Regions from separate parts of the Mus musculus genome. Here regions 1 and 2 are each linked to region 3. Evidence: chromatin loops called from intact Hi-C (ENCODE). Cell type or tissue: left cerebral cortex. All regions are shown on one strand. Links, peaks and the distances in the headings refer to the core of each region. The heading gives the core; the rest is flanking DNA.

Evidence for each region. A loop is a pair of places that touch in the nucleus more often than their neighbours do. Peaks named below come from ENCODE experiments on the same cell type or tissue, not always from the same donor. Only the 100,000 strongest peaks of a DNase experiment are listed, where the experiment ranks them.
Region 1: a loop joins it to region 3, with 4 times the contacts of the local background. A loop is called at or near these places in 5 of 42 quality-filtered maps.
Region 2: a loop joins it to region 3, with 2.7 times the contacts of the local background. A loop is called at or near these places in 2 of 42 quality-filtered maps.

What each region holds. Positions count from the first base shown.
Region 1 is chr3:59,056,442-59,063,590 of GRCm38, forward strand. All of the region lies in intron 4 of Med12l (mediator complex subunit 12-like), which reads left to right. Among named protein-coding and RNA genes, the nearest start is that of Gpr171, 42 kb to the right of the region's middle. In left cerebral cortex, for the core only: a CTCF peak has its summit at 2,998 (motif pointing left); a DNase peak (open chromatin) is centred at 2,990.
Region 2 is chr3:58,688,288-58,695,436 of GRCm38, forward strand. Siah2 (siah E3 ubiquitin protein ligase 2) reads right to left here and starts at 4,101. Exons shown (of 2, transcript NM_009174.3): 1 at 3,109-4,101. The coding sequence starts at 3,528. 4930593A02Rik (RIKEN cDNA 4930593A02 gene) reads left to right here and starts at 4,302. Exons shown (of 9, transcript NR_045167.1): 1 at 4,302-4,334. In left cerebral cortex, for the core only: CTCF peaks have their summits at 3,200 and 3,965; DNase peaks (open chromatin) are centred at 2,584, 3,171, 3,887, 4,679 and 2 more places; H3K4me3 peaks cover 3,079 bases; H3K27ac peaks cover 2,268 bases.
Region 3 is chr3:59,002,930-59,010,078 of GRCm38, forward strand. Med12l (mediator complex subunit 12-like) reads left to right here and starts at 4,049. Exons shown (of 44, transcript NM_177855.3): 1 at 4,049-4,171. The coding sequence starts at 4,073. In left cerebral cortex, for the core only: CTCF peaks have their summits at 3,083 and 3,999 (motif pointing left); DNase peaks (open chromatin) are centred at 2,894, 3,969, 4,421, 4,547 and 1 more place; H3K4me3 peaks cover 3,275 bases; H3K27ac peaks cover 2,496 bases.

The sequences.
Region 1 (7,149 bases), core at 1,153-5,152, 53 kb after region 3:
CTGCCATTGCTCTCAGTTGCTTCTTAAAACTCTAAGGTAAGATGCTATTGCTAAAGGCAGCACTTATTTGGACAAAGAACTTTGCAGAATTAGGTAGAATTGATCGCAAAACATCCTCCCTTGAGATTAGCTTTTCCTGTATCCAAAGGAGCTCTGCAAATTGCCATGGGAAAAAAAAAAAGCAGTCAACACTCCTATCCAAGAAGTGAAGTGTAAGTATACAAACCGTAACAATGACCAACAAGACACGCTCTCCCCAAGGGTGCAGCGATAGTGTCACTTACGTCCTGACAGCTGTCCAGTTGGATTTAAGACCCCCTGAAAGGGGAGAATTCATGCAGTACTATAAACCTGGCCAGCTACCCATAGCTGGTGAGCCCGTGGGCTTTAGAGCAGAACAACCAAGTCACTTTCATAAAACAGTATGATTCCTAGTTATGTTATAAACAGTTATCTTTATAATCACAGACAGACACGTGTAGCTCCTACCCTCATCAAAGAATCTTCTTTGTGTAGCCGATAAATAACATGGCAGAAATCTACAACGGCTCAAAATGCAGAAAGCAACAGGTTATAGGGTATCTAGCACCAACTACTGTGTCAACAACACAACCTCCGTACCTAAGGGTCAGTTAAAATCACGGAAGAGGGGTCAGAAAGATTGTAAGAGCCAGCGGACCAGAAAGTCTGCTGTGAGATGGGATCTTCTGCAAGCTACGAGAAAGCTATACCCATAAAAATCTCAAAAATATGGTTACTTAAAAGAAGATCAGTGTCACAACAACATCAGTTGGCATGCCAACATGGGAGCGGGAAATATGACAAAGCATCACCCCTTAGATGGAGGACTCTAGATGGCTAATGGCTGCTGAGAGAGAAAGAATCCTCCTTCTCCAAGGAGGAGACCTTTGATAGGTTATCTAATCCAAGGGGCCAGCCTCAAACACTATTAAATGCCACTAGGAGTGGGCCTTTGGGAATTGTAGTCCAGCACCACTTCCAGTTCTAGCCTGTCTTTCTCAAATGTGCACAGCCCGTTTGAAGTCCAGGACCTTTGTGCTACTCACGTCAGGTGCCCGAGGCTAGGAGAGATGTAGTGGGATGAGGGATGAAGGGCTATCAATTGAGTGCTCATTTGTTTTGAAGATTTATTACTTAGAACATAAACCAGGAAATTTAATATCAACCCGACACTTTCTGTGTATGTGTGTTTTAAATAGGTAAATATATACGGTCTTAAAAAAACACTAACTGCTCAAAGTGGACTGCTGATGTTTTTGTAGCTTGAGTGAAATGTTAATTCTGTGATGGTTAGAAAGCTGCTTTAAAACAAAGAGAACAAAACAGCGAAGGGCTTAAGTTATAGAGTTATCTTATATAAACTGCGTATAGCCTTCAAAGCCAATTGTCTTTAATGAATTTTTCTAAAGCCCGAGTCAGCTCTGCTGTATTGGAGTTCAGATTGCATTGAGTGTGGGTACAGAAAACAGTTATTAGTCACTAGGGTGTCAGGGAGGTTGTGAGTGTGTTGCATGCAAAGTGAACAGAGGTTAACTAGGTGGACAGATCATGCTCGGTGTCTGGGAAGATTAAGGATGGGCTTCTGGGGTGTTGACAGCAGGCACAAGGACTATCTTTTGGCTGCTCTGTATAATGTGGAAGTTACTGTGCTTTGTAGCTTCTTGGTCTGGAGCTATTTTGTATGGTCACCTGGTGATAAGATGTCTTGTATTGTGTCCTCACAAAAAGCCTAGCTGTCTATGGTTTGATCAGAAGTAGACGAATTAGAGTGGCTTCTCACTGTGTGTGGGTGTAGTGTGTGTACATATTCGTGTATATGTGTGTGCATATTTGTGTGTGTATATATATATATATATATATATATATATATATATATGTATGTGTATGTGTGTGGTGTGTTTGTGTCTCTGTGTATGTGGAGTTAAATGAATGCTGTGCCATTTTTATTGTTGAAAAATTTCACAAACTACCATCAGCAGTATGATCATGGCATGAACTTCATTCTGGCAGAGGAAAGAGGAGAGGAGAGTTTTAGTTTTGCTGGCCAAGGGATCGAACCTGCTCCTACCAGCTATAAGAGCTATACCAGCTATAAGTATCATATGTAAGAATACACTCAGGTCTGCTGCTTTGCTGGGGTGGGGGGCTGGTAGCAGCTGCCTTTCTCTAGCTACACTCCTCTGTGTCTCCTGCCACCAAGATCCTCAGGAGGGACCCCCCTCCCGCCATTCCTGAGGTCTCTTCTCCGTCTTGGGGGACAGATTCTTGCTGTGGTAGGGCCCACTGTGTTGTGTACACAGGGCAGCAAAGGCATTAGCTGGCCAACAAGTCTGTTGTCTTGCTGGAAACTTTCTCTCCTGGGCCTGGTCCCTGGGGAGAGGAAACATGTCCTAAGGGGTTAATTAAAAGTACTAGCTCAGTCTTCATAAATATTGCCCTGTTTTTCATACTGGGAACCTCTCACTATGCCAAGGCAAAAGTCATTGCACACTGAGGTATCCACAGAAATCTGTAATGATCTCAAAATTAAAAGTGTAGTTAAAGGAGGAGGTTAATGTACCCACAGTGAATGCAGCCTCCCACCTCCCAGTAGCCCTGTGTGTCCCACAGGGTGGCACTGTTATCTCCCCAGCCACTCCACTGTGAATCCGGAAGCTTCCCTAATCGAGCAGCCCTTCCCTTCATCTCTGTTATCAGGCTGGCTACTGTTTTCCTCCAGCAAGGGCCCCACTCCTACCTCTCCTCTGTTCCCTACCAGGGTCACATCCCCGCTGAATGTGGTAGCCCCTGCTCACTTTGCTTATGCAACTTCCTGAGAGTTAGTTTCCATTTATGTATTGGATCCTGGTACTCCTTTGACCAGAATTCTTCAGTGCCTTTTAAACATTTGTGAAAGGCTGTACTCCCGTGAAGTCGCTGCCTGGGTTGCTGGCTTGAGACCGTTCTTGGATGGATGAATGTTTCACTAGTGCCCTCTTGTGGTCATTTTACAATCGCTTGGGAACCTCTAGCTGCTGGAGCCTCTGCTTCCATTGCTGCTTCTGCCTGTGAAACTCATTTGTGCTTCCCTTCTAGAAGTGACAGACTGCCACCCTTCATCTCCCCTCCCGAGTCCCACAGCACACCAGAGCATCTCTCCCACTGCTGCTGGTCCCTCTGCACACCCATGTCTCTCTGGACCTCATCAATGACGTGCCTCGGGTGGTTTCTCTCTTAATTCTCTTAGAAGTTCCCAGGAGAACCTCCAGCCCGTGTAGCTAAGTGCTGACGGCTTCTATTTTAGATATTTATTCTTTGTTTCTTTCTAGGACATATTCGTGATTTCATGGCAGCAGTGGTTTGTATAATATGTAGTGTCTTTGGACAATAAAGCCAGTTTAAAAATAACACAGGGAAACCTTGTATGCACATAAAACTAGATAGTTATTTGATAAGGCATTTACTTTGTTGGCACACATGAGCTCTCTCTGCTGGTGAGTCACATCCGAACAGAAGAAAATATTAAGGAGTTATTATTATGTTATTATTGGCCTGTGTATGTAACATGTATGTGGACACCTGTGGAGGTCATTGGCTCCCTTGCAGCTGGAGTCACAGATGGCTGTGAGCTGCCTGCTGTGTGGGCTTGGAACTGAACTCCGGTCCTCTGGAAAAGCAGTAAGGGCACTTACCTGCTGAACATCTTCCCAGCCACCAGCAAATGTTTTCAAAGGATTAATGTGTCTGGTCACTTATTGCGTTGTAGTGTTTCTGCTGTGTACAGTTGCTTGCTACCCTTTCCTCTCTGCTCTCTAACTCCCTCGCAGCCAGAAGGGCGTGCTTCCTGATAGTTCAGCAGACATAGTAGCCTAGCCAGTGCTTTCACTCCCTTGGCCTCCCGTCATATTGGAATGGTAGCTATGATTTATGCTGTTGTTTATCCAGGCTGCTAGTCAACACACTGGCAAGCACGTTTTCATTCCAGAAGTTAACATTGGCCGAATCGGGATTTTGGATAATTATAACTTTACAAATCATATTGTTGTGGATATTAAAAAGAATGTAGAAGTTTGTAAGTCCCCTCACCCTCGACCCACCTTTAACCCTAAACTTATGGCCACTCTGGCTTCTCCCTCTCATCTCCCCCAACTGCCCTCTCTTCCAGAGATCATAGAATTTACTTTTATTTTACTTTGTGAAATGTAGATAATTTCTTACTGGAAATAAAGTATCTTAAGAAAAAAACAGATCACTTCCTTGAGATGTAATTCATATGCTATATAATTAACCCATGCATAAAATCAGCCCAAAGATGTTTGTGTGTTCATAGTTATAAAGCCATCTGTTGGTGATAAATCGTTTCCTAAGAAGACACAACACTCACCCCAGATAGGGACCCCACCCCAAATCCAACTTGATGAACAAGCGAGCTTTTTTTTTTTTTGGTTACTTACAGGAATATGGGTGAGGGGTTACTTACTGGAGCAGAATTGACTCACAGATTGTTGCATCACCAAGGCCCACCCCAGCCTGGGTGACAGCTCACAAAAGCTGGGAGCCTAGAGCACACTGTATAGCCTGCAGGCAGTGGAGCAGCTTCGAGAGTGTCTTTCGCAAGTAACTCTGCTCTAAGCCACTCCCAGGCAGCTCAGCTGGTTTCAAGAATCTTCTTTGCAGATTGACATCTTTGAATCTTTGCAGTTCTGTTCCCCCTTTCCAGAGACTCAACCTGTGGGTTACAACCCCTTTGGGGTTGAAATGGCCCTTTCACAGGAACCACCTAAGAGCATCAGAAAACACAGATGTACAGTTCATAACAGTAGCAAAATTACAGTTATAAAATAGCAATGAAAATAATTTTGTGGTGGGGTGTGTGTGGCTGCAAAATGAGGAGAGCTGTATTAAAGGGTCACAGCACCGGGGAAGTTTCGAACCTTCTTGCGAACCTTCTCGCTTAGTCTCAGAGGGTCTCTCCCTTTATTGCCTGCTCTGGCAGGCAAGGACTTTCTGCTTAAGTAGCTTCCCTGCAGGATGGGATGTTTCAGTCTTGGAGGAAACATTTGTATCACCATCAACCCCATTTTAGAACATTTTCACCACTTGTAAAACCCCATATTCATTAACATCACTAGTTTACTTTTGTATAGATTTTCTTATTTTGGACATCATAAGCCATATAATATATAGGTCTACCAAACTAGCATTTTTTCACTTAGTATTTTCGATCGTTCCTCCATGCTATGGCAGGTCTCATAAGCAAAGCATTCCCTGTATATGTCATCACTATTGCTGCATCGTAGGCACACACCACATTTCGGTCACTCAGCAGTTGATGCTTAGATTTACTTCTTGTCATTTGGAGTCCCGATGCACTCCGTGTGCATGTGTATACAGTCTTCGTGTAGATACGTGTATGCTATCTCTCTGTGCATAGCTGGCTGTAAGGTAGTGGGGTTACATTGTGTTTCCATGTTTAACTTTTTGAGGGGTGGCCAGACGTCTCTTTTTTCTTCAGTGTCACCTTCTCGTCAGCCGTCCAAATGGATCCCCCTCCTCCCACATCTTGGCCAATGCTTGTGACTGTGTTTTCCTTGTGGTCATCATAGTTTTGGGTCACTGTGCTTTTGCTTTGCAGGTTTTTTTTTTCTTCTCCTTAGCTTCTGATGTTGAGCACCTCTGAATGTGCCTTTTGCCTATTTGTTTATCCTCATTGGAGAAGAATGCATTCGAGTCTCCCCAAACCTAATCTTAAAGCTAGATGTCTTCTACATATTGAGTTGTAATGATTCTTTATGAGTTCTAGACAGAAGCCCTTTCTTGGGGATGTGGTTTTCCTAATCTCTCACCATCGGTTGGTTATCTTTTACAGGTGGTATTAATCAAGGAAGTGTGTTAACGTGAAATAGAATGGTGGTGGACGAGCCTTCAGTGTTTCTTACATAGTGTTTAGAAATGGAGTGTGCAGCTCATACACGCTGCAGCTGAATTTTCTCAGTCAGCCAGCTGCTAAGTCTGCCTGATGGCCCCCTGAAGGCTTGAGTGATGCCCCCAAGTAAGGAGGCTCTCACCTCTGACCAGAGTGCTGTAGCAACCTGATTACCTTCAGCATGTGCTCCTTTGTCCCTGGTTACAATTGCGTTTTGTTTCTTAGCCGCTCTCATTCCTTTCACATAGTTTCCAACTGCTTTTGTAAAAGGAAAGATTGTGTCCAGGAGAGCTAGCTATCATAGAACTAAAGGGTATTTACCCACACGTTTACAGGCGAGTTTCTTCACAAAGAATGCAAACTGCATGGATAGGAGATACTGGTTGCTCGTTTAGAGGACCCAGGTTTGATTTGAAGCATCCACATGGTGGCTCACAATCATCTTTAATTCCAGGACCATCAGATCTGATACTCTCTTCTGGTGTCATGGGCACAAGACATGTACGTGGTATATATACAGGCAAAACACCCACATACAAAGAAAGTAAATTATAGTGTTTGCATGGATGTTTGATAGCACAATAATGTTTCTAGTTAGAACAATGTTAAGGCCTTTAGTCTTTTTTTTTTTTTTCCTTCTGTAGTGATGTTACAAACCCCTTATGTAGTGATGACGTTGTTAAGTTCCTGCTAAGAACCGAAAGGCAGAATCAGTAGGTAGGGACTCGATTTCTATTTTGAAAGGACTTCATGATGTGTTGGTTGAAGTCAATACTTAATTTTACGGAAATAAAGCAGATTGAGGCGGTAACACTCAGAGATGGGTGAACCATCCCCACCAGGTGGAGGCCCAGGATGCAGAGGCCAGAGTAGTGTGACATCTCATATGGTCCCAGAAACATTTCTGCTCAGGTAAGCAGAACACAGCTTTCCAGACAAGCACAGCCTCCAAGCACCAGAGCAGCTCGAGTAGTGCAGTGCAGTGCCATGCACACTAGCAGGCAGCATTTGAGACGCGTGTCGTTTCTGTGTAAGAAGCTTGGTCTTCATTCCTTAGGGCCAATGGATCCATTGAAAGCCTTTGAGCCTCGAAACCAGACTTGACCGCTTCCATGAACGTTGTACCAGGCATTATGATATCAGTTGGGTGTTACCTTAGCTGAGTGGGGGGGGGGGGGTCAAGGTCTGATATCAGAAGCAGCACATGCTGTCCAATGGCAGCC
Region 2 (7,149 bases), core at 1,695-5,694, 310 kb before region 3:
TAATGCAATTTCCATACATATTCCAATTATTCACAGATCTTAAAAGGACAATTCTCAGCTTCGTATTGAAACACAAATAAACCCAAGAAAGCTAAAACAATCCTGGACAATAAAAGAACTGCTGGAGGTTTCATCATTCCCAATTCCAAGTTGTACTACAGAGCTATCTAATACAAACCACATGGCGTTGGCACAAAACCAGAGACTGATCAATGGATGAAACTGAAAACCCAGATGCAAACACAGACCTATGGACATTTAATTTTTTATAAAGAAACCAGAAGTACACACTAGAAAAAAGGATGCATCTTCAGCAAATGGTGCTGGTCCAACCGGATACCTGTATGCATAAGACTCCAATACTCATCACCCCACAAAGCTCAACTCTAGATGGGTCAAAGACCTCAACATGAAACCAGATACACTGAATCTGATAGAAGAGAAAGTGGGGAATAGCCTTGAGCTCATTGGCACAGGAAAGGAATTTCTAAACAGAACACTGTTAGCATGGGTACTAAGATCAACCCATGGATCTGAAAAGCTTCTGTAAGGCAAAGGACACCGTCATTCAGACAAAATGCAGACGATAGAACTGGGAAAGATTTTCACCAACTCCACGCCTGACAGAGGGCTAATACCTAAACCATATAAAGAATTCAACACACTAGGTGTCAACAAACCAAATAATCCAATTTTTCAAAATGGGATACAGATCTAAACAGAGAATTCTCAACGGGGGAAACGTAAAGTGGCAGAGAAACACCTTAAGAAATGTTTGGCATCCTTAGCCATCAGGGGAATATAAATCAAAATGACTTTGAGATTCTATTTTCTGCCTGTCAGAATGGCTGAGTTCAGTAACACAAGAGACAGCCTCATGCCGGTGAGGATGTGGAATAAGAGGAGCACCCATGCACTGTTGGGAGGAGTGTGAATTCACACAGCCGCAGTGGTAATCAGTGTGGTGGTTCCTCAGGAAGATGGGGATCTACCTCAAGACTCAGCTCTACCACTCTTGGGCACATATCCAAAGGGTGCTTCCTCCTACCGCAGTGACACTCGTTCAGACATGTTCATAATTCCTAGATGTCTCCCTAAAGAAGAATGGATAGAGAACGTGTGGAACGGTTTACACAGTGAGTATTACTCAGTCATTAAGAAGAATGCCATTTGCAGGTAAATAGAATTAGAAAGAGTTTATCCTGAGCGAGGCACAGTGATGGAGGACAGATGCTGACACACAGCATGCACAGGGTCCTCTGGGTGTATATTACGGCTTCCAGAATGGGAGAACAAGTGGGTCTCTGGCTGTGCCTTCTCTGGCTCCTTTCCTTATCGTTACCATTCCTTAGAAGCTTATTCTTTTCTAATGAGAGACAGAAAGGGGGATCAGAATGCAAGGGGAGGTGGGAAGGAACTGGGAGGAGCAGAGGGAGGGGAAATTATAATCAGGTTGTATTATAGGAGGGGGAAAATCTGCTTCCAATAAAAGGGGGCGGCATGAAACTATTTTATCCGAATTGCCCAGATGCAGCACCTGAGTTGAGTGAATTAGTAAGCAGGACCTGGGGTGGGGCTAAAGGCAAGCAAGTTAATAAGCTGACCCTATAGCCTAAACCCTTATTTGAATAAGCTATTTTAATTGGGTTTGTAGCTGGGCAGAAGGCCAAAGTAACTCACTCATTTTACTGACTTGACTATGAAGCCTAAAACGAAAATTTCCAGTGAGCTATTTTTAATTTAAAACAGCTCTTGCCCTAAAAATTAATCACTAAGGAGATAGGCAAGACAAAACAGTCTCAGGTAGAACAATTACTTTCATTAAAAAAAATCTCAGAAATATTAACATTATTCCCACCTATAAGTTCAGAAAATGAACTCCTTGACAGAGGTCTAGGTTAGAAAGAGGCATATAAATGAGACTGTGGGGAGTTTTGTAAGGGTTTCAGTGTTGGCAACAGGATGTTATAGCAGAACCACACAATGTAATGCTATCAGTCATTTAAAATACAGGAGATCAAGTCAAGTTTCAGGTGAGGATATTATTAGTAAACCTGGTTGGCAGAGGAAAAAAAAAACACTATCTCTGTGAGTATTAAAAAAAAGAAGCTTTCAGATATAGACATGCATGATTCCATTAATTTAGCCGTGAGGATGTAAACACAGGTCCTAAACAAACCATTGGAGCCATGGGAATGAGAGCTCGGACTTTGACTTGTGGTTTGCCCACCCCACCCCACCCCCCAGCACAGGCAACTAAATAAAATGCTGTCACTGGAGAGAGAACTAATAACGCTCTTAAGTGTCTGCGTTGAGTCCTTGTGGACTCGAGTTCATCGCAGTTAGTCAAACAAACAAACCAAAACAAAAACCAAACAGCAGCTACAACTTCTGAGTCCTCCGCAAGTCTGGGAAGCTGAGAGAAGGCGTGGCTTGCTGGGTTTTCTGGGCTCCCGTGCTAAGCAGGCAGTATCCGCTTCCCCTTACAAAGCGCTCTCTCAAGTGCTCCAGATCTTGGGCACTGGGTCCAGGAGGAATCCAGGACCGTTCTCGCCAAGCTCAGCGCTGGAAACCGTCCGCTTCCTTCCTCCACAATCTCCACTGCCAGCTTCCCTGTTCACATTAAGCTGCCCAGGCTTTATAGAGCACACCCCTGCGGTGGACGCGGCGGCACTTGGCTGGGAGAGCTGGGATGCTTCTAAACCGTCATCAAGTGCCAACTTATCTACAGTCAGTGCTCCGGCAAACGTCAACCCTAGTTGCTAGTTCCCAAAATGGACAGGTTGGCCTGGAAACAATAGACAAGGTACACACACGTACACACCGGAGACAGAGAGAGTGCGCCAGAGAGAGAGAGAGAGAGAGAGAGAGAGAGAGAGAGAGAGAGAGAGAGAGAGAGAGAGAGAGAGAGAGAGAGAGGGAGGAGAGAGAGAGAGACAGACAGAGAGAGAGAGAGAGAGAGAGAGAGAGAGAGAGGAGAGGAGAAAGACAGACAGACAGATGGAAACAGTGAAATGCCATTCGCCTCTTAGGGCCTTCAAGTGCGCTGGAGGGCACCGGAACTCTGGAAGGTTCCTTGGCAGATCTGCGGATGGTGGCTGGACTTACCTTACAGGGAAACAGAACTGCCGAGGCGACCTTCTCCATAGCCAGGTTCCTGATGCTGGGCGTTAGGGCGCCCCTGCACGTCGGGCAGCAGCTTAACTTCTGGCGGCATTGGTTACACACCAGGTGCCCGGCCTGGCACTGCAGAATGGGGGGCAGGACATAGTCAAAGCAGACCGGGCACTCGAAGAGCGAGGTCAGCTCGTGGTGCTGCGGGGACACCGGGTCGGCCCCGCCGCCGGCTCCGGGGCCTGAGATCACCGCTGCCGCGGCGGGCACCGCGGACGAGCCGGGGCCCGCTGCCGAGATGGTGGCGGCGGCCGGGGGCGCAGCCGGGGACGGGGCGTGCGGGGTCTGAGGCGGCGGCGGCTGCTTGCTGCAGGGTTTGTTAGCGCTGGGGCCGGTGGAGGACGGGCGGCTCATCGCGCTCCGAGCCCACCATGGACCTGCGGGCGTCTGCCTGCCGCGGGGCCGCCCGGGTTAAGGCGGTGCGCGCCCCGCGGGTGGCGGGCTCCGGGGCAACGCCACGGCGCCCAGCCCGGGGGACCCAGCGCGGACCCGACCGGCACCGGGAGGGCGGGGACCGGACCGCGCCGATCCTCTCGGCGGCACCCGGATGGTCGTCGCTCTCGGGGCTCGCGGCCGTGCGGTGCCCTCCTCCGGCGGCGTTCTGGTGCGCAGAGCCCTGGCCCACTCGCTTCAGGAGCGGCAGCTGACGCAAGCCCCGGGGGCGCGCGCGGACGTGACGCTAAGACACGTGTGCGGCCGACCCGGCACTCAGGGACTGGCAGAGCCACCCTGCGGCCCGCGCAGCTCCGCCCGACCCAGCTGGCAGCGCCCGAGCGGTTTCCTCGCTGGGAGCCCTTGAATGAGTCGATCGCCGCCGCGTGGGGTCGCTTCTCTGCGACAGTGGAAGCCGGCAGCCCAGGGAAAGGACGTAGCCCGAGTCTCCCGACCCTTCCCAGGGGACCTACGCCGACCCGCACCGACTCCAGCTAGAAGGGCAACTGCTGGCCCGGCGTGGGCGTGGAGGGCGCGCGAGTGCGCCGGGGGCGGGGCGGGGCTGGGCGGGGCGGGGGGCGGGGCTCGGAATCCCACGTTTCTTTTAGCCATTGACGCGCTGGAGCAGCTGGCGATCAGGCTACTCGGCCGGTAGCTTGACACGCGGGGGCGGGACCCGGAGTCGGGCGGGAGCCGCGCGAAGGCCTCGGGTGTGGCCCGGCAGTTAGGTACGAGGGTGGGCTCTTCAGTGGTTGGGACCTTAACGCTAGGTTTTCCTTCGAAAGCCCACTGGCGAAAGCTTCTTGGAATTGGCCGCCTCTGATTGAGAGAACCTGAACCTCTTTGACAACTCTGACTCGATGGAGAATTAAAACCTCCAAGGAATACCATACACGTGGGTTGGGTTTGTGAGGCCCCAAATGACAGGAGACCCTCTGGTGCCTGAGTCCTTAACGTCTAGTCCTGGTCCAAACCTTAGGCTTTTAGCTTACTTACCTGGGGCTTTGGGAAGAAGGAAATGGGTGAGGTCAACCTACCCCTTACCAACCCTCAGCTTGACAGGATTGGTGCTGGATTCTTCCTGAGTTGTCTTTGTACACCCGACATATGGAAAGTCTCTAAGATCCCCATCTTAGAGGTGTAAAAGGCACCCACGGGAGCTGGAGGGACGCCTCAACATACTACTCTTAGAGGACCAGACTTTGGTCCCCAGCACCCACAACTGCCTGTAACCCCAGCTCCAGGGGATCTGATACCATTTGGTACCAGTACACATTATATACACACATGCCCATAAATAAAAATAAACCTTAAGTGTGGTGGGGGTGGGACAGGGGACATCTACAGCCTACCTTCCGGTCTAGCAATAAGAGAACTCTCCGAGGGTTCCCCTAGTCTCAGTAAAACTTATTTCCAGGTACTCTTCACCATTCAGAACCCCAGAATTAGAGAGCGCCTGAGAGTTTGGAGTGAACCGTATAATGGACATACCCTGCACACAATTGCTATGGCAAGCGTTTTATGCCTGAACTGATGACACTGGAATTGGAAAAAGCTAGTATTGATACTCTTTGTAGGAAAACAGAGATTAGTCAGGATAGGGTAAAATAGTGCCCTGTGACTTCGAGCGAAATTCTTTTTAATATCCTGACTTAGTTTGTGACTGTCTTGTGTGCACACGTGGAGGTCAGAGGACAGGTTTGTGGGAGTCGACTTTCTCAAGTTGGCAGGCTTGATGCAGGCACCACTACCCTCCTGAGCCACCTTCCTGGCTCCAGTCTCCTACTCTGTAAAAGTGAATTTAAACAATTTGAGTTTCTCTGTGCCATTCTTGTAGAACCTCATCCATCATAGCCACCTTGTAAATGATAGCCGTAGTTTAAAAATAACAGTGAATATTTATTATTAGAGTCAATGAATAGAATCTGCTCAAAGAAAAAAAAACAAAGTTAAATTTTGTAATCTAGAAAGACTTCATGAGTAACTGGGTTATCTAAAGTTGTAGAGAAAAACTTAGTGATACATGCCACCTAATCACCCTGCAAATATTCCCTTTGTGTATGCCAGCCACTGTCCTGAGAAGAGTTCTTACTCATTTAAATTCTAGGACAGAAGCAGGAGTGGTAAACCGCTCAGGCAGGGCAAAGGATCTCCGAGGTTTGGGAAATGTCCAGACTGCAGGCCTATAAACTCAGCTCCTTAGGGGTGCTGAGTGAGAAGGATGCTAAACTCAAAGGCTACCTGAGTTACAAAGTGACTTCAAGGCCGGCATGAACAACTTAGTGATACTGTCTACAGTTGAAAAGAAAGGCTAGGGGTGTAGCTTAGTGGCATGGTGTTTGTCTGGCTTATGCAAGGTCTTAGGTTCAATTCCTAGTAATTCGAAAAGGGAAAAGAATACAGTGGGGGTTTGGGGGGTGGAAAGACTGTGAAAAGTGGATGCACACAGAGGATGTATTACAGATGGACTGGCACTTGGTGTGTGTAGTGGGAGTGTTACATACACTAGCTATGTATGAAACTAGTATATGGACAGCTAACAAAGGAATAAGGCATCTGCCTCCGATTCACCTTGGGTTTTGTTTTTGTTTTTTCAAGACAGGGTTTCTCTGTGTAGCCCTGGCTGTCCAAGAACTCACTCAGTAGACCAGGCTGGCCTCGAACTCAGAAATCTGCCTGCCTCTGCCTCCCAAGTGCTGGGATGAAAGGGGTGTGCCACCACTGACCAGCTCACTGTGGCCTTTTTTTTTTTTTTTAAAGCCCTGTAATATACTGAACTTGAACTTCTAGATTGGTGCTATGGGGACTATAAAATAGTATTTATTGAGCACCCACTATATGGGTAAAATGGGTTTTTAGATTTCCAGGCACGTCATAGGGTGGATACTATGGTTATAGTCGAGGAAACAGAGGCATAGGGAGTTTGGTTTGCTCAGATTCACAGAGCCAAGATGGCTGGAACCTGCTCCAGAGCTCGTATCTTATCTGACTCCTACTTTGCTAAGATGAGGTGATTAGCTCACTCACCATAAAAAGAAATCAGCTCCAGAGACCATAATGAAGTGCTGCCCTGTGTAGGCAGTCGTCATTCATTCTTAGCTGGTCTGAACAGGAAAGTATTCTGTTTATTCATTGTTCACCTCTGTTGGGCACACACAAAAAATGGTAGGAAATAAAAGCACCCACGGTCTCACCTTTATTGGAGAGAATATATATATATATATTCAAGTTAGAACCCTAGCAGTTGGAATTTATGACAGACTGCATTCCCTTGTCTCTCTGACCTCTGTCCTCTGTCAGAGACTCCCCATTTCCAGAGTTTGAGAATGTTTGCTGCAGAAGTGGGGTCTTTGCTTTGGCCATACTGACAAGTTCTAGCAGGTTCTGATATTTCAAAATGAAGTATGGTTTCAGAGGCTGCTGAAAAAGAAAAGAAAAGAAAAGAAAAGAAAAGAAAAGAAAAAGAAAAGACCCTAAAACAAAAGCAAACAAAAAACCCAGGAAAAATAATTCTTCACTAAGTGAATTTGGTTACTAAAGCTA
Region 3 (7,149 bases), core at 1,738-5,737:
GTTGCATCTCCCTGGAGCTAGAGTTTGTGTGCTGGTGCTCTGGAAGCACAGTATATGCTCTTAATCATCTCTCCAGCTACTCCAGGTTTTTTTTTTTTCCTTTCTTCTTCCTTTCATTCTTTCCTTTTATTTTTTGACTAAATGAAAAGCATGAAAATTTCTTTTTTGATCCAGATGTATGCATTTAAATGTAATTGGGATATAAGAAAAATTCAAAGTAAGCAAGATTGCCTGCAGACAAGCTGGTAACAAAACACCGTATTGTATACATACACCTGGACAAACATCAATCCCACGAGAAAACCTAGCAACTTTAATTCCTGCACCTACAGGCATGGTGCTGAGAATTGTTCCTTTACAATCGAGGGAGAGCATACTGCTATGGCACAGTACATGGTTAGAAGTTTCTTCTTTGATACGTTTTCTTCTGATGCTCTTTCACATGTACTACAATAATGATAGTCAATGCACGCAGAGCATTGACGATGATAATAGGCACAGGTTTGGGAGGGATTAGGCTCGACTCTGGCTTTACTGCTTGTTCCTTCAATGGCCCTGAACCAGCAGCCGGAGAGCAGGGATGGTAGGAAGAGCTCACAATGGATCTACTCTGTAATTCCCCCCCCCCCCCCCCGCACTGGTGAGAACTGGTCTGAAAAATGTTATTCTTATCTTCACACAAAGAACTTGGAGAGGACCCCATTGAACACCTTTTCTATTCGTTCTTTGTAACTTGGAAGAACTTGGAGAACTTTTTAAGGTGGCCTGTGATTTGCACAGCATATCCACGATTGGCAAGGAGAGAAGATTGGCTACGAAATGTCTGCATAGAGGTTACACAGGCAAAGGAGACCTGTGCAAAATGTTTCGCTGGGTTATTTCGCCTTGTTTATTGTGGTGGTTTGAATAGGAATGCCCTCCCCCTCCCCTGCCCCCTGGGCTCAAATTTTTGAACTCTTAGTCATTAGGGAATGACCCTACTGGAGAGAGATAAGGAAGCAAGGGCTGGTTGGAGTGGGCGTGGCCTTGTTGGAGTAGGCATGGCCTTGCTGGAGCAGGTATGGCTTTGTTGGAGGAAGTGTGTTCCTGAGGGCGGTAGGTTTTGGGATTTCAACTTCTCAAGCCAGACCCAGTGTCTGTCTTTTCCTGCTGCCTCCCAGTTGGGATATAGACGTCCAAGCTACATTTCCAGCCCCATGTCTGCTGTTTGCTGCCATGCTTCCTGCCATGACAATAATGGGTTAAATCTCTGAATGTAAGGTAGGTCAAATAAAGGTTTTCTTTTATAAAAGTGGCCGTGGTCAAAAATCGAACAGAGTAAGACAGTTATCTCTGAGAAAACTTTGAACATGTCTCTCACCAAACTATGGGCATCAGATTGAGTGGCATAATATAGTACCTGTAAAGAATTACTTGTGATGACCGCCTAAGTCCATTTACCCAGCCAACCACCTACTATCCATCCCACAATTCAAAACTTTTTTGAGATGTGCCAAGTGCCATGCTGTGTTCAATAATGAAAACTGTCCTTACTGAATTAGCGGGTACATTAGTCCATTGAGAATTGGGGGAATACCTGGAATAAAAATGGTTAAACAGTATTAAAGATGATAAATACTCGGGGATTTATTATATACTTTCTTCACTTTTTGGTATGCTTGATAAATCTCCTAATAAAGTTAGATATGAATAAAAACTGTATTTTCTTTGAAGCAAAGGAACTGGATTTGATAGCTGCTATAACACAGGGCAAACCTCACCATGAAGTTATTATATATAGGGTATTAGAAGAGAAATGCTCATGGCAAGCTGGGCAGTGGAAGGAAGCACCTCTTGGTAAAGGCAAGTATACTGTAGGAGGCCTAGCTCAGACTGAGTAATGGATTTAGCCTCATACAGCTCCATTTAAGTGTTAGGCTAGGTTGGAGGTACTTTTGTTCAGAGGGTAAACAATGAAGAACTAGTCTTTTACAATGCCATCGCCTTATCCACTTCTTTCTTCCTTCCCTTGGGTGCTTTAAAGGCAGCAAAGCGAGTAGACATTCACATATCATCACCATGAACCAGGTACTATAGAAAGGCTGCAGGTTATTCTGTGTACATGCTCTCCAGAGCTGGGAACTAGGCGTCCAAGACATTCCTCAAGTTATGGAGAATGTGATACAATCAGGCCAAGGGCAGATCAAGCACACAGCCCTTCCCAATCAAAGCAGAGGGGTGAGGTCAGAAACCTGAGCTGCAGCCGTGGTAGGTTCAAATTCCCATTAGCTTTTGCAGCTTTGAACAAGTCATCTAGCCTCTCCGAGCTGACACAATTTCCTCATTTATAAAGAAGGTGAAGTAAAACCGTGGAAGGGTTTGTTGCTAGAAGCAAATTCAGACCATCAAGCTCATACAACCAAAGGAGGACTCGATAAATGGCAGCCATCATTCTTGGCCAAGTGCTGGCGCGTTCTCCTGGGCGCGCCTCCTGCAGGGTCCCTTAGGACACGCTGGGCCCGCCTCCGAGGCTAGGTCTCAATGCTCACGGCTCTTGGCCCCGCATCTGTGTGTCTACCTGGAGCAAGCGAGGGGCGCCGGCAGGTGGATTGACCAGATCCCCCGAAAGGATCGCCCCCTCCCCGCGGTTCCCATCCCTGTGATGCGAGCAGGTGAGGTTTCGCCTAGGCTGCCGGGATGGCGACCCCAGGAGGGGTCGAGGCGGAGGGCGCAGCTCGAGGCCCGGGGTCCCTCCTGGGGCTGGTTCCATAGCCGGGTTAACCCTGCAGCCAGCTGGGGCGCAGGGCCCGTGGAATGCGCGCTCTGCGGCTGCGAAAACCCGGAGAGGCAGATGGGAGCGCTCGAGGCGCTCGCAGCCAACTCCTCCGCGGTCCGGCCGCCAAGCTGGGCATGCTCAGTGCGGCCGCCGCGCCGCCGTCCGCCAACTCGGGAGCTCGCGCTCCCGGGCCGTGGGGGCGAGAACGCTGGCGACAGCGAGCGACGCCCCCAGGCAGCCGCAAACTTCGCGGCGTCCGCAGTCTGGCGAGCCAGACACCTCGCAACGTCAAATCCAATTCCCCAACCCTAACGGAGCGATGGAGGCTGCGGCCGCCAGGGCGTCCCGGCTGCCCGCCCCTGCCTAGCCGCTAGCTAGGGACCAACAGGTAAACTGTTGGGGGTGGGGATCAGGGCGCGCGACGTCTAGGGGTGGCCCGGGGAGCCCAGTCGCCCGTGCTCCCGATGTGTCCGTCGGTGCTCGCGGCCACCTCTGCTCACCCCCTCCCCAGCCCCGGGAGGGCCAGCAAAGGGTTAAGTCGGCCCCGCGCCACAGCGAGCGCGGCCCCCTCCAGCCGCCGCGGCCGCTGCAGCCGGCAGCCAGCAAAGCGCCCCGGCGCCGCCGAGGGGACCCGCGCAGCTCGTGCACTGGCTGAACCCGGAGGCACCGGCCTCGCTCGGCGTCCGCATCCTCGCCTCTCGCGGCCTCTCTCCCTCCGCGTCCGCGGTTCCGTGCCCGGGCGGCGGGTCCTCCGAGTGCAAAGCTGCGAGCGCCGGGCATGGCGAGCCAGGAAGTGGGCGCGGGCCGCTGCGCAGCACCTCGCGTGCCCGAGGACGCCTAGCTCTCGGCGGGCACCGAGCCTCCCGCCTAGGCGCCAAGAAAAGTTTTTTCCCCCTTTATGCCCCTCCCCCACCCCAGCCTGGGCCCCTCTGGGTGGGTTTGGGTTCATTGGTGAAGAAAGTCACACGTTCCCATCATCTGCTCCTCCCCCTGGGGACCGAGTGGGGGTGGCGGGAGGCCGTGGCCGCGGCGGACCCTGGCCGACCTCCAGCCCGGGCGCCGCCGCCGCCGCCCGCGGAGCAGGCGTCCCGGGGCTCGGCGCAGCGGGGTGCCCACGAAGGCGGCCCCCCTGAGCGCGTCTGCGCGCGGGCAGCGGCCGTCTCCAACCTGCTTTTTCTCCTGCCTGCAGCGCCACGGCGAGCCAGAGTGGAGGGAAGAGGGAGTCTGTCTGCAAAGTGCTGCTCCCTGGTGCTCAGAGGCGGCTGCTCCAGCTCCAGCTCCAACTCTCATTCATTTCGCCGGTTAACATGAGAGATCATGGCCGCCTTCGGGCTTCTCAGCTATGAGCAGAGACCGCTGAAGCGCCCGCGGCTCGGGCCGCCCGACGTCTACCCGCAGGACCCTAAGCAGAAGGAGGTAAGGGCGCCGGCGGCCTCCGCGGTTGTGCGGCGCTCCGCAGCGCTGACCCGGGGCCAAGCTGGCCCGGCGGGCGTCCCCGGCGCTGCGGGGGAAGGGCTGGGGAGGGGATCGGAGGCGGGGCCCGGGTTAGGGTATCAGGGACCCTGAGCTACTGAGACCCGGAGCCTGCCAACCCCCGCGCTCCGCTGGGCGATCGCTCTGCGGGGGGCTGGGTCGCTTCCCGGTTGTCGGGCCTTGCACTGCGCCGCTGGGCGCTTTACCGCTTCTACCTCGCTAGCATCTTCTTGCTCGCTTTCCTCCGTTTTTGCTTGTTTTATTGTTTTTTACTCCGTCGCTTCGATAAATCCTCGTAAACTTTTTGACAAATGCTGGAATGCAGTACATCGGACACTGTGGTCTTGCGTTTTGCGCCAGCGGTATGGGTACGGATGGGGGAGGGACCCTTATCACATCCTCCACTTTGGAATGGAAGTCGTTTTTTAGCGAGGTGATCATATATTTGGCTCGGTGAATGTACCTCTGTATCTCTCGCCTTTAAAAAAAATTTAAGAAAACAATATTGAAGAGAAACACCGAATTTTGTTTCTAGAGAGACAAATTGGCTTTCCCGGAGGCTGTTTTGTATGTGTAAAAGCAGACAAGTTATCTTAGAAAGGAATAGCTTCCAGATTACTTATTTTCTTTGAATGAAATTAAATGGAGAAACCTTGGCTGTTGCACATACAGTAGCTTCAGTGGTTATTGTAAGCTATGTAGGTATGTGTCAGGAGTTAAAAAGTAATTATGTAACAACTCTCCAGCCATAATAATGATCGCCCTTGGCTATACAATTTGCCCAGAGACTTGCCTATCTTCTCTTTTTTGGTTCCCCTGCTCCCCAGCTGTCCTTTGAGACTTTGCCAGCTACAGCCCACCCATCTTCTCTTTTCTATAGTTAAGCATGAAACTGCCATGTATTCTAGTCTTCCCGTGAGCCTGGAAAGTCTATAAAAGTTTGCGTGTCCCCTGATTTCACAAGAGGACTTTGCAAGTCAGAGTTCTTTCAGGCTTCTATTTTGATAAATGTATCCGTCTCTTTAGTAGAGGCTCAGCCCAGACTGGCTAATAATGTGTCTGAGAAATCATCACGAGCAATTCCTTTTGGCCTTCTCCCATTGAGTTTGAGGGTCAGGGAAGTCGATTGAAGATGGCTGGGAAGTTTACAGGTGGGCAGCATGTGCTTATGCAGCTCCTAAGGTCTGGAAAGAAGAGAGACTCTAAAGACCAAGTGTAAAGAAAGGTGATTTTAAAAGTTTTGGCAGGGATAGGGACATTCGTTTCTTAACTTTTCTCATCTTATAATTAGTGCCTCACTAGGTCTTTCTGGAGAGTGACGTAGCTTCGGGTTGGTGGCTTGGATTAGCATGTGTGCTTGTTTATTTAGCATTTATTTTTACATATGACAGTCACTTCAGGACTTGGATCCTGGAAAGAATAATTTTGGACATTGGGTCACTTTCTAGAAATCTAAAGCTGGAAGAAGTGCCTGTAGAGGGTACTTTTTTCCTACTTTGATTTGAGGAGATAGGGTGATTGCAGCTCAGAAGCGCTTGCTTTATCTGAAGTGTGTGGTGAATAAGCACACACTGGGTTATCAGCGCAGCCCTCCTTCAGCCCTGCACTGTGTCCCGGTGACTTGTGCTGCTGCTGCTGCTCCTCGGATTCACTTCCCCCCAGGCGACCGATATTCTATCTCTCTTGAGGAGAGAGTTATATGTGGCTGTAGTCAAATTTGGGTACAATATGGAACAGGTGCTCGGCTGTTTTTTTGGTTGGTGGCGAGCAGATTCCTAAGCTTCAGTTATTTATGTATTATACTACTCCCTCAAATTTCCACCCTGTCCTTGTACAACCAGTAATTTGATCCTTTTATTAACTGTAGATAAACTGTATTGTGTTTTCTGGACAGTCTTGATTTTTTGCAGTTTACTGCAATATGAATATGATTGTATAAGACATCACCCCCCCACACATATATGTTATTATATGCAAACACAAGATATATAATTACACATATTTGAAGGAGGCCAAATCTATACCATTATCCATCAGAGAGCTGTGGTGATTTGTTTGAGAACGGTCACACTGATCTACCCAAGCTGATGTTGAACTCAAGATCTTGCTTCCATTTCTAAAGTCCTGAGATCCTAGACCTGTACCACCACATTGAGATAAAGTATTGATTGAATGGAGGAAGTCCAGGCTTCCGGTTTGACCGTGGTGAGTTTGAATTATGGTTGAGCATCTTAGTGGTTGGCAAATTTGGATCACGCCTCTCTTGTTAACTAGTTTAGTTGTGCTCGTCAGGAAAAACAAGGTAAAACTTTATAATTTTCCTCATGTTTGGGTAAGAAAATCCCTATTCTTCACTGAACCAAAGTTGCCTGATTGCTACCGATGAAGTTTTTATTGATAAGAAGTGGTAAGAGCGTTCTGGAAATAGGGTCCCAGGCTACGGAGTGGAATCCTTCGGGAGGACTCTGTGGAGACAGAATGAAAAGATCCGTTAACCTGCCTCATCAGTTGATCGAATTCATTCACGAGCTTTGCAGTGCCCTGGTCTCCCTTTAGACTTTATTAAATGTGGTGGTAGAGTACTTTGTCATCTGCACATAGACTGCCCTCCCCTTTAAAAATGGGGAATCAGAAAAGCAGGGGTCTTTCTCGAGTCTTCTTCCTCTACAGCTTATCTCCTTACCCATAGTATGTACTCACCAGTGTGTCTTGCCTGGTGTGCCTCTGGGATAGTTTGGATTTCTAACTAATCTGATGCTGCTCCTGAGTTTCACCAACTTGATGAGCTTCTTTTCTGGCTTTAGGCTGACTTTTCTCCTTCCTGGAACTCTTGTCTACCTGGTCACCTGCCTGCCTTTTCTCCTCCAAACTCAACATTTCATCCTGTTCTCATATAGCTGTGACCTAGCAGGTGGGGCCTG